Regions from separate parts of the Homo sapiens genome. Here region 2 is linked to region 1. The links are chromatin contacts, found by Hi-C or POLR2A ChIA-PET in ENCODE. All regions are on one chromosome and are shown on one strand. The core of a region is the stretch at or near the end of the contact, and the rest is flanking DNA. Distances in the headings are between cores, read along the strand shown. Region 1 overlaps LOC124901123 (a long non-coding RNA gene). Region 2 overlaps LOC105377684 (a long non-coding RNA gene).

Evidence for each region. A loop is a pair of places that touch in the nucleus more often than their neighbours do. ChIA-PET counts read pairs that join two places held with the same protein, here RNA polymerase II (POLR2A). Pooled maps may share reads with other maps.
Region 2: a map of Right ventricle myocardium inferior shows a loop between it and region 1 (3-fold over the local background). The contact joins two enhancer-like sites. A Hi-C loop is called at or near these places in 2 of 168 maps with a recorded cell type or tissue (Right ventricle myocardium inferior and aorta) and 7 of 50 pooled maps. POLR2A ChIA-PET finds 5 or more read pairs at or near these places in 2 of 52 experiments (PC-9 and activated CD4-positive, alpha-beta T cell).

Annotation. Positions count from the first base shown.
Region 1 is chr5:159,502,813-159,508,340 of GRCh38, reverse strand. LOC124901123 (a long non-coding RNA gene) reads left to right here. Exons shown (of 2, transcript XR_007059022.1): 2 at 3,405-3,575. Among named protein-coding and RNA genes, the nearest start is that of LINC01845, 39 kb to the right of the region's middle. Within about 2 kb of position 3,125, at least 15 of the 41 ENCODE cell types and tissues checked have a DNase peak (open chromatin) inside an H3K27ac peak, as active enhancers do.
Region 2 is chr5:159,602,369-159,607,896 of GRCh38, reverse strand. The region is part of intron 16 of LOC105377684 (a long non-coding RNA gene); the gene reads right to left. Among named protein-coding and RNA genes, the nearest start is that of LINC01845, 140 kb to the right of the region's middle. Within about 2 kb of position 2,021, at least 4 of the 41 ENCODE cell types and tissues checked have a DNase peak (open chromatin) inside an H3K27ac peak, as active enhancers do.

The DNA of each region.
Region 1 (5,528 bases), core at 1,876-4,375:
CAGGACAATGCAGCCAAGAAAGGACAATGGGTTCAGCACCCAGGGGTCATTAGTGGCCCTCAAGAGGCTGCTTCAACAGAGGAGTGTGTCCAGACCTGATATTTAAAGCAGTTTACAGCAAGCAACTGGTTGAGAAATCGAGGCTTCTAAAGTAGACCTACTCATTCAAGAATAGCAGTAAATATAATGATATCTGCATGTTTTAAAATTACAGGGAAGCAATGAATCAAGAGGAAAGGTTAAAAAATCAGACTTTAATAAAAATGAGTGCTTATCTTATTTTGCAGATAGAAAAGTGCAAGAAAGACATGCTATTAGAGACAGAAATAAAAATCCAAATTAACTGGACCAGCTGAGACTCTGGACTGGGAAAACATGAGTCTGAACCACTACAGGGTTCTCGGGGAGTTGTATCTTTCCTGACACACTGTTTGTTCACCCTTTTCTTTGGGCAACAGATGCCATTCCTGACCACATGGGTTGTCCTGTAAATGGTCTGGCCACTTGTGATACTTCATGCCACTGGAAACAGTAGTCAGTTGACCTAATGTGACTCAAACTAAGCCAGCCAGTCTGTCTCTCTGAGATTGGTGTATGGGCATTGGAAGAGCAGTCTTCTCTCTCCATTAGATTGTGAAGCTGGGGTCACGCAAGAGAAAGGCTTAAGCAGCCCCCCACGCATGAGCAACACAGATTAGCAATGACCTGGGCAAAGGGGATTTCTCTCTCTCAGCACCCATACGTAAAATCCGAAGAAAGGATCTCTGGACATGTGAAGGAAGCCCATTCATAAGTAGGAAAAAATGAGGCCAGTCCAAAGAAAGATGGAGAGAGAGAGAAAAACAAACAACAACCTTCAAAACTCTGAATCTAGCCAAATCTGCTCCCCATCCTGGACTTTCTCCTTTATTGGGCCATAATCAAAGAGTCCAGTTGTTTTCATTTCTAGCTGCCACAGATAAGTGAGAACATGTGCTTTTTGTCTTTCTGTATCTGGCTTGTTTCACTTAACATAATGACCTACAGTTCCATCCCTGTCGTTGGAAATGATGGGATCTCATTCTTTTTTATGGGTGTATAGTACTCTTTTTTATATTTAAGGAAGTTTGAAGTGAGTTTCTCTAGCTGGCAGCCAAAATAGAGTTCACTAACATAACTCCCATTGAAGCCTCAATCAAACCTCAATAGGTTGCCCTGTGAATGGAAATTAAAATTTTGACCTGCTGGAGCCGCTGAGAATGAATATAATTTTTTTAAAAAGGCATGGAGCTCTGTCCTCAAGAAACTCATAGTCATGGGAAGTTTTTTGCTTTCCTGCTACAAATAGGAAATCCTTCAGAAAGGTTGATGATGTCAGTGTAGGTATGTGTGGTGGGAGAGGGAATGGCAGGGGAGGCACAATCCTCTTCCAAAAGATAAATAATAATGACCAAGCTAATTATCACACTTGACAGATACACACAGGAGCCAAAGGGTGGTGCGCAGAGCTTTGTATGTTTCTCATTGAGACACATCAGCCCACCTCGAGCCTCTCATTGGGCTTCCAGACATCTTTTCTCTCTTGCCTAGCTTTTCCTTCCTTTCTTGGGATTCCCTTGTCCAGTTGGCCCTTTGGGCTCCCCTGCCCTCCCTCCAGGGCTCCCAGAAAAGCAGCTCCATTCACTCCCATTGGGAGCTGAAGAGAGTTGAGTCAGATTCCTTCATGGAAGGGGGCTTTGGGCTCTTTGGTAAAACATCAAAAGCTCAGCAAATTTTGCTCTAACAATGCCATCTCTCCTCTCACAGCACCTCTTCCATTAACTACTGCATTTGGAAATGTTTGTCTCTTTTCTCTGTCTTACCAGAAGCATTTTCCCCAAAAGAAGGGTGGGAAGAAAAGACAATTAGAGAGGGACCAGTGCTCAGGAACAGTCTTAGAACTCTCCCACAGGGCAGGCCACTGGGTGGCACAAGCTGAAGGATTCTGGGCAGTCCCCCTTCCCTCCCTCCACAAAAGCAATATGCTGTCTTATGCTTGGAACATCACTTACAAACTGTAAAGCCATGCTATGCAGCTATTAGATATCATTTTTTAAAACCCTACTCCAAAAAACTCTTTCCATACATAGTAGACCTGCAATAAGGAGGGTTTTTAAATGGAGGGATTCCATTGGTTTATAGAATTATTTTCAAATTCAGAGACCCTTGCACTGTCTTCCCCATGCTGCTGGTGAAGAAGTGAATCATTACAACCTTCCTGGTAGGTTATTTGGCAGTGTGCCTCAAAAGCCTTAAAAATGTTCATTTTTTTTTGAACCCCACAATTTTAATTCCAGAGCATGAATGGGCTCCACCATTTACCAGCCATGTGATTTAGGCTCTCTGAACCTCAGTTTCCTCATCTCTAAAATGGGGATAATATCATAGGCTGGTTGTGAGGATTAAATGAAATATATGGAATGCCTTAGAATGATGTCCAGCATACGATTACATGCTATGTGTGAGCTAAGTAAGTGATCAGAGAGAGAAGTAGAAATACATCTCAGTATTATTTTAATTGACAACATTTAGAAACATGTCTAATAATGGATTGTTAGCTAAACTAATTATGTGGATCCATAAGATGGAACATTACATGCCCGTTTTAAAAATCATGTTTTCAAAGAATATTTGATGATATGGGAAGATGTTCATAATATATCACTGGGCAAAAAAATTCGCGTTTTGAATAACATACACAGTATAATCTGAATATCAATATAAAAGGTAAAGAGAATACTTCAAAGTATTATTGGCAGGTATCTCTAAGTAAAGAACCTTTTCTGCAATGGAATCACCTGGGGAACTTAATAAAACAATCCTGCTCTAGGATACCATCCCTAGAAATTCTGATCAAATTGGCCTGGGCTGTGACCTGGGCCTCAGGATTCGTATTTTCTTCCACATGCTTGGATACTTTCCCTAGATTTTTTCCCCAAAGTTTTCTAAAATAAATATGTATCACTTTTATAATTAGAAATTAAAACCATAAATGCTGTTTAAAAGACATTTCAATTACCCCCACGAGAGTGGCTGACTAAGCAATGATTTTAGTGACTGGCTTACCAGATAGTTTTCTCCCAGGGAAAGCTGGAGTTTGGCAGAGGAGGGAGAAGCAATTCAGAGTATGAGTCACTGCCCTGGGGAACAGACCTAGGAGGGGCACTAGATGGGGAAGGAGGTGTGGGGCTCAAGGTGAGGACACTGGCCACTTGAGGGGCCAGGGCAGGGACTGAAGAGGTCCTACTGACCAGCTTTACAGGCTGAGCCTGTTGCACAGGCCACTCGGTTATTTATGGCCCTTCCTGTCTGAGGCCTTGCTAGGAGCCCCTTGTGATACTGGGGTTTCATTTGTGTGTGTCAGCATTATGCTTTCTCTTTTCCAGCAGACAGTCTTGATAAGGGGCGGGAGGAACGGACGCAACAAGGAGAAAGGAAGCAACGGAAGGTCTTCGGCTGCTAAAAAATGTAACTGACAAAGAGTCCAGGGCTGTTTGTATTTTTCTTCCTCTGTGTCTCATATTAAACACTTTGGGTCTGATGACTGAGTTTCTCCAGCCGACATAGCATTCATTTATTTTTTTCCCATTCATTCAGCAAGTCCTCCTTGAGCTCTTATTATATGCCAAGACCTGTACCAAGTCCTTTTCATCATTTAATTCTTATCTAGAGCCTTAAGCAAATGACTCAAGTACTGTGATTAGCTTGCCTTTTGCAGATGAAAAATTTGAAGCTCAGGGAAGTTACAGGCCTAACGTTGCCCAGCAAGTTGTTAATCATATCATCATCATCAGAATAGCTATTGATTATTGAGAATCTTTGTGCCAGACACTATACTGAAAGCTTTATACCCATGTGTCTTTAACCACTCCACCCCAGCAATAGCTCTGTGAGGAAAAGTTTATTATTATTAGCCATGATTTATAGATGGAAAAGCTTAGGTACAGAGAGAGAAGGTTATTCATCCAAGGCCACACAGCCATTAGGCAATAGGGAAGGATTTATACTCAAGTATGTCAAACTCCTGGCCTCCTGTTGTTAAACCCTGAGTAATGGTGCTCCCACAACTTAGTGACTGAGCTTCAGAAGTCAAGCTTAATGCCTTTAGCATGCAGTATATTTAAGACACTCACATTCAATTAAAGATGTTCATCTCAGTCTATTTTGGTTTATTCTCAATACCTGAGATTGCTACAGCCTACAAGCAAATAATATGAGGAGCTGGAAACCTACTCCAGCCTCATTTGCTTTTTTGTTCTTGTTGTTATTAAATTCTTATTCTCTAACTACTATTTCAAGCATGTGCCCATTATCATCCAAAGAACCACGGCAGAAGAGAATTATGGGAAGCTGAAAGAGAAGGCAAGAAAAGGGCACCTACTGGTTGCCACGGTGAAATGTTCGAAGGGAGAAGGAGGCAGCTATTAGCATTCAGTTTAATGGTGTGTTTAGCCCCATCCATAACTGGAAGTGTGTTTACCGTTTCATATTTCCTTAGTGAGCAGGAGCCACAAATCTCATTCTCCATATTGAAAGCCAGTTAGTGGTTCTAATTATGTGTCGGCTCACACTGTTCCTCAACCAAAGGGTGGGACAATGAGAGTTCCCCAGTTACCCCCAGCTGCATGACCGGATCCCTCACACCCTGGCCTTACAGGATTAACCATTTGCTGTCCAGTGGTTCCAGATGGTTCAAAGTTGCTTAAGATGTGGCCTGGGCACCTCCACACTGAAAATAAAATGGGGTCACTTCAAGCCCCAGGAACACTTCATCCCAATGCTTCCCATTTAAATGGCACATTACGAGCTGTTTATCCACACAGCAGCCTGCAATGTTGTCAAGCTCCACTGCCCCCATCCTGCAAACGGAGATACTGAGATAAAGGTACACCACCTGGAATGTGAATTAGCCACTTCCTACGAGGGAATGGAAAAGTTCCTAACCACAAGGAATTTGCTAAATCTCTCCCCAAACCTTCTTCCTCTGCCCCAGTGGTTCTCAAGCCTAGAAGCCCATCAGAATCACCTGGAAAGCTCTGGCTCCATCTTAGATCAAGTGCATCAACAGTTTTGCGGGTGGGTACCAGGAATCTCTATTTCATGAATGCTCCTCAGGGGATTCAGCTGAGCAGCTGGGCATGAGAACCATGGCTGCGACCCCTCCACCATTTCTCACAGCCCCTCGTTTATGAATCTGACATTTCTTTTTTTTTTTTAATTTTATTATTATTATACTTTAAGTTTTAGGGTACATGTGCACAATGTGCAGGTTAGTTACATATGTATACATGTGCCATGCTGGTGTGCTGCACCCATTAACTCGTCATTTAGCATTAGGTATATCTCCTAAAGCTATCCTTCCCCCCTTCCCCCACCCCACAACTGTCCGCAGAGTGTGATGTTCCCCTTCCTGTGTCCATGTGTTCTCATTGTTCAATTCCCACCTATGAGTGAGAATATGCAGTGTTTGGTTTTTTGTTCTTGCGATAGTTTACTGAGAATGATGATTT
Region 2 (5,528 bases), core at 772-3,271, 100 kb before region 1:
GTTCATGTTCTTTGCCCATGTTTTAACGGGGTTATTATTCTTTTTTTTTTCTTGTTGATCTAAGATCCTTATACATTCTGGATATTAGTCCTTTGTCAGACGCATAGTTTGCAAATATTTTCTCCCATTCTGTAGGTTGTCTGTTTACTTTGTTGACAGTGCCTTTTTCTGTGCAGAAGTTCTTTAGTTTAATTAGGTCCCACTTGTCAATTTTTGTTTTTGTTGCAATTGCTTTTGAGGACTTACTCATGAATTCTTTGCCTAGGCTATGTCCGGAAGAGTACCTCCTAGGTTTTCTTCTATGATTTGTATAGTGTGAGTTGTTATATTTAAATTTTTAACCCACCATGAGTTAATTTTTGTATATGCCGGGGTTGAGGGTCTAGTTTCATTCTGCATGTAAATGGAAAACCTTAATCATTACATTTATAGGAACAACAATAAGAATTGCAACTGACTTCTCATTTGGAAATGATGAAACATCATTTTTCATGTACTGAAATAAAAAAAATACTCTATCAACCTAAAATCTAGTGAAAATGCCCTTCAAAAATGAAGGCCAGATTAAGATATTTTCAGAAAAGTAAAAACTGAGAGAATTTATAATTGGCAGACCTGCACTGTAAAAATATGTATTAAGAAAAATTCTTCAGGCTGAAAGGAGAATGATGCAAATATGTCTATATCTGTAGGTAGAAATGAAAAACACTTGAAAGGAAAAAATGTGTACATAAATATAAAAGGAGATTTTTAAAATTTTCTTTATAAGACTTTGGCTATTTAAAGTATAGACAACAATATATTCTCTGGTTTATGATATATTAGAAGTAAAATATATGACAAATAGCACAAAAGGTGGAGGGGGTTGGTAAATGAAATTATATTGTAGCAAGGTTCTAACATTGTTCATGGATTGGCATGATAATAATTTAAGGTGGACATGATAAATTAAAGAACAACTATTATAATAATCTCTATATAACTACTAAAAATAATATAAAGAAGTATAGATAAATTTCATCAGACCAAAGAGCATGTGCCCCAAACTAAAAGTCCTGATTTGGGCCTAGAGTTAGAAAATGTAACAGGATAAATAGTAATTCTCCTCTCTGAAAATTGTCTGGTATATGTTTATGCGTTAGTCTGTATCTGACCCATATTTTTATTTTCACTCTTTCCCCCATGCCTCTTTCTTTCATTTTCTCTTTCTTCTTTTTTCTTCTCTTTACTCTCTCTCTCACTTCCCTTGTACAATGTATGCTTTTTGGGTATATTTTAAAAATTTACTTTATGTATTGAATAATGGCATATTATTTCCTATCCTTTTTTTTTCCTCAGAGAAGCAAAATATCTTACATTTTCTTTCTAAAAAATAAAATGGATTTTTACTATGTGGCCCATCCTTAATTCTTCATGTGAGTCATATTGATCTTTGCTATAGCATTATACATTAAACTAATGGCTTCTTTCTAAGTGAACTTAAGACTGTGTATGTATTTTTTGAATGGGAGCAAGTTTCAAGCTCTGTATTACAAAAAATAAATTTGTAACTTATCCTAGCTTCACATCTGAGTCCATTGCTTTCTGAAATGTCTGAGTGAAAGTAAAAGGACTAGGAAGCAGAATGCCTGGAAGTGGGAAAAAGTCTTGTATTTCTCCAGGGGAGGCATTTGAGACATATTTCAGATGGCTGATTCGTATAATTTGAAGTTACAATTGCTTGTTCATTTTAAGCAAGTTACCTGCCCATGCACCCATGCATGTGCACACAAACATACATACGCTTTGCAGGATGTTTCAAGGTAAACAGCCAAATACGTCTTATAACAAATTCTTTCTTGTATATCAAAACCATTATTACCAATATCAATTCACAGTTTCCAAAGAGAGTTAACTTTGCTTGGCTACCACATTTTCCGTAAACCCAAGGCTGTCTACACTGGTATTCTCTGCAATCAGGAAATGAGCAGATCTGAAAATGAGGTGTCCTGCTATTTGGGCAACACACAGACTGCTGGAATGTTCTTATCTTCCTGGCAAATTCACTGGGGGAACATTTGACCATGGCCACTCCACAGCACAGTTGCTGTCACTCCAGCATAGTATGCGTGGAAGAATGCAAGTGCACAACATGTTTGCCTGGAAACTTGCCCACAGTTCATTACCAGAGAGTCCAGTCTATTGTATCTTAGCCAAATTAAGGTTTGGGAAGTATTCGTTTTGTGGTGAGTTCAAATTTTCTGTGTCTTTGACCCTTATTCCTCTCAGAGAACCAAAGTAGAAAAAGCTTAGCTGTTCATAAACATAGCATATAAATTAATCATGATTTGGGTCCTGAGGCTTTTTTTTTCAATAGTGAAGGTCAAGGCAAATGCCATGACACAGCCTGTCTTTCTATAATAAACAGCTGCTTTCCTAAGAAAAGTTGCACTAACAAAATTTGTCCTGTAATAATTTCTGTCATTTATTGACTGCTTATTATCTGTTAGACACTGTGCTGAGGTCTCACAAGATCATTTCATTGACTCCTCACAGCCCTAAAGATAAGCACTATTATGATCCTCATTTTACAAATGAAAAACTGAGGCCGAGTGCTTAGATGATTTTTACACTATTCTTGATGGTGCCTAGGTTCAAAGTCTAATTCAAATAAGTCTAATTCAGAGTGTTTTTTCCTAATCACTGTGCTCGACCACTTCTCATTGAAAACAAATAAAAAATTGTTGAAATGGAGAAAAAGAGTTTAGGAGTTAGAGAGTTTCTTTTATACAGTTTTATTACTTTTGCTGCTCATTATTAGTGCAAAATGAAAATAAATTATAGAACAGTTCACAACTACAAATGGTCGACAAAAGTAAACTCACACTGAGAAACCAACCACTCCTACAAGTAGCAGTGTGCTTCTGTGTTTTGGAAAACCAACTTTTCTTATTTAAGTGATGACAATTATACAGTGATTCTATCAGAACTCTAATGTTCTGCACAGTTAAAATTGAATGCCCTAATTGGTCAATGCCACTACATCTAGCTTGCATTCTGAAAATAAGCTATTGGAGAAATGCCTGTAAATCTAAGGTAGCTTTTTCAGCTATAAATAGGCCAGGATATATATATATATATATATATATATATATATATATATATATATATATATACAATTTTTTTTTTGAGACAAAGTATTACTCTGTCACTCAGGCTGGAGTGCAGTGGCACCATCATAGCTCACTGCAGCTTTGAACGCTTGGTCTCAAGTGTTCCTCCCACCTCAGCCTCCCAAGTAGCTGGGACTACAGGTGCAAGCCACTAGTTCCAGCTAGTGAATTTTTTTTTTTTTTTTTTTTTGTAGAGACAGGGTCTCACTATGTTGCCTAGGCTGGTCTTGAACTCCTGGCCTCATATGATCCTCCCATATTGGCCACCCAAAATGTTAGGATTACAGGCATGAGCTTCTGGGCTCAGCTACGTCAGATTTTTTAGGGAACCCCATGTTTATTTCTTGCCACATCTGAATTTTTAAGTTTCACATCATACGGAAAAAACCACTGAGCTCATTGTATTGGCTTTATTTTTTTTTTTTAACTAAATGTCTACAACCATCAGAGAACTGGGAGCATTGTGTCCTGGGAAAGAGCACAACCATGTAGCCTTTTCCTTATGTCTCATGTCTCATACTGCACTGGTAGACAGATGGATACTCAGTGTATCAGCAGATTTCTGCTGTAATAATTCTATGTAGCAACAACCCTCCTCCCAAACCTCAATAGCTAACAAAAAAAAAATTCAATTTAATGTTGATAGGGATATAGGCAGCCTGTGAATTGGCTTTGCTCAGCTGGGCTAAGCTAGACTCCAATCTGTGGTTTGGGTTTATGCCTGCTCCGTATGTCTTTATTCCAGGACTCAGGCTGAAAGAGTAATGATTACTGGGAACGTACGCCTTACTCAAAGGTAAAAAGTTTGAGACGCTTGACAGAAACTTGCTGTCTCTTAAAGTGTCTGCTCAGAATTGGTGTATTCTCATTTTACTTCTGCCTATATTCATTGGCCAAAAAAAGTCACATAGCCAAGTCCAAGTAAGTAAGTAGGGGCAGGTATGTATACTCTGTTTACTATTGTGACAGGCACTAGAAAGTATATGGCAGAGGTTGTGAGTGTATAATCCTTTATAGAAAGGAATAAAGAGTTGAGAACAATAATTCAATATAATCACACTGAATATTTCCTACAATATGTTCCTCATCCATTTTTTATAGGACCCATGATATTTTATTGCAATTGTGCTTATAGAAATACATAATTCTTCAGTAGACTGTGACTAGGTTTTCACCCATTTCCAGCCCCAAGGACCAGGGCACTGCTTCTCACATTAGTAGATATTCAATAAATATCCAAAGAACGAATGTATGAATAAATACACTTATAAGGCAGCGATTATGAACAAACAAATTATTTAATTCTCAAAATAAGATTATGCCAAGGCATCCTCTACTGGAAAGTTGATAAATTACTGGTATAGAAAGTAGTTATCTATAAGAAGTCTTATTTTGAAATGTTCCAACTTTGTATCATGTTATCCATTTGCTGGGTAATTATTTATTGAGCGTCAACTATGTGCCAGGTACAAGGGTATGAAAGTGAATAAGATAGACTCAATTACTGCCCTCACCAAGGTACTAGGCAAGAGAGACAAACAGGAAATGATCACATCCACGATTATGGAAGTGCAGGAGCACCTGATCCGTCCTGGGAGACCAGCAAAGTCTTCCTGGACACCATGACTTTTAAGCTAAGATCAAAACAGTAAGCAGAAAGAGAAGGGGAAGCAAGACGAACTTTCAAAACGGAGGAAACTATATGTGAGTAAGAAAAGACAAAGGTAAAACCCAGGTTCAGATTTAGGTAGCTGGGAGAATGGTGTTATGATGACATTTACTAAGAAGAAATATAGGAGGAAGAGAGTGTATGCGTTGGTTAGGGTGATGGGGTGGTGATGGGGTGGGTATGGGGATTTATTTATGAATACTGATGGCTTGGAGATACAAGTGGTACCTCCTGAAAAAGACACCCAGGTAGCAGTTGTATCTGAAAGTCTCAATTTCAGATGAGAGGTAGGAGCTGAAATATAAATTTGTGATTCATCCATATATATATGTGATATAATAAAGAATATATCTGGTCTTTATCCCAGTTCTTGGTGCAAAGATTTTGAAACCTTGAGTAATAACAATGTCTTTGTTATGCTAATGGGATGACTCATGCTGGGTTCCTAAATAGCTTTAGGATGGGGGCTGGTCACCAGGAAGACCAATCCCATGATTAGAGTGTTAGAACCTTAGGCTGCCAGCCCAATAATGTCCAGTGAGAGAAGTGAGGCTGGAGACTGAGCTCAACAACATGGCCAGTGATTTAATCAATCGTGATTTGATCAGTCATCGGTGATCTGATCCATCAACCATAATGAAGCCCCAGTAAAAACTCTGGAAACCAAGGCTCAAAGGAGCTTCCTGGTTGGTGAACAACTGATGTGC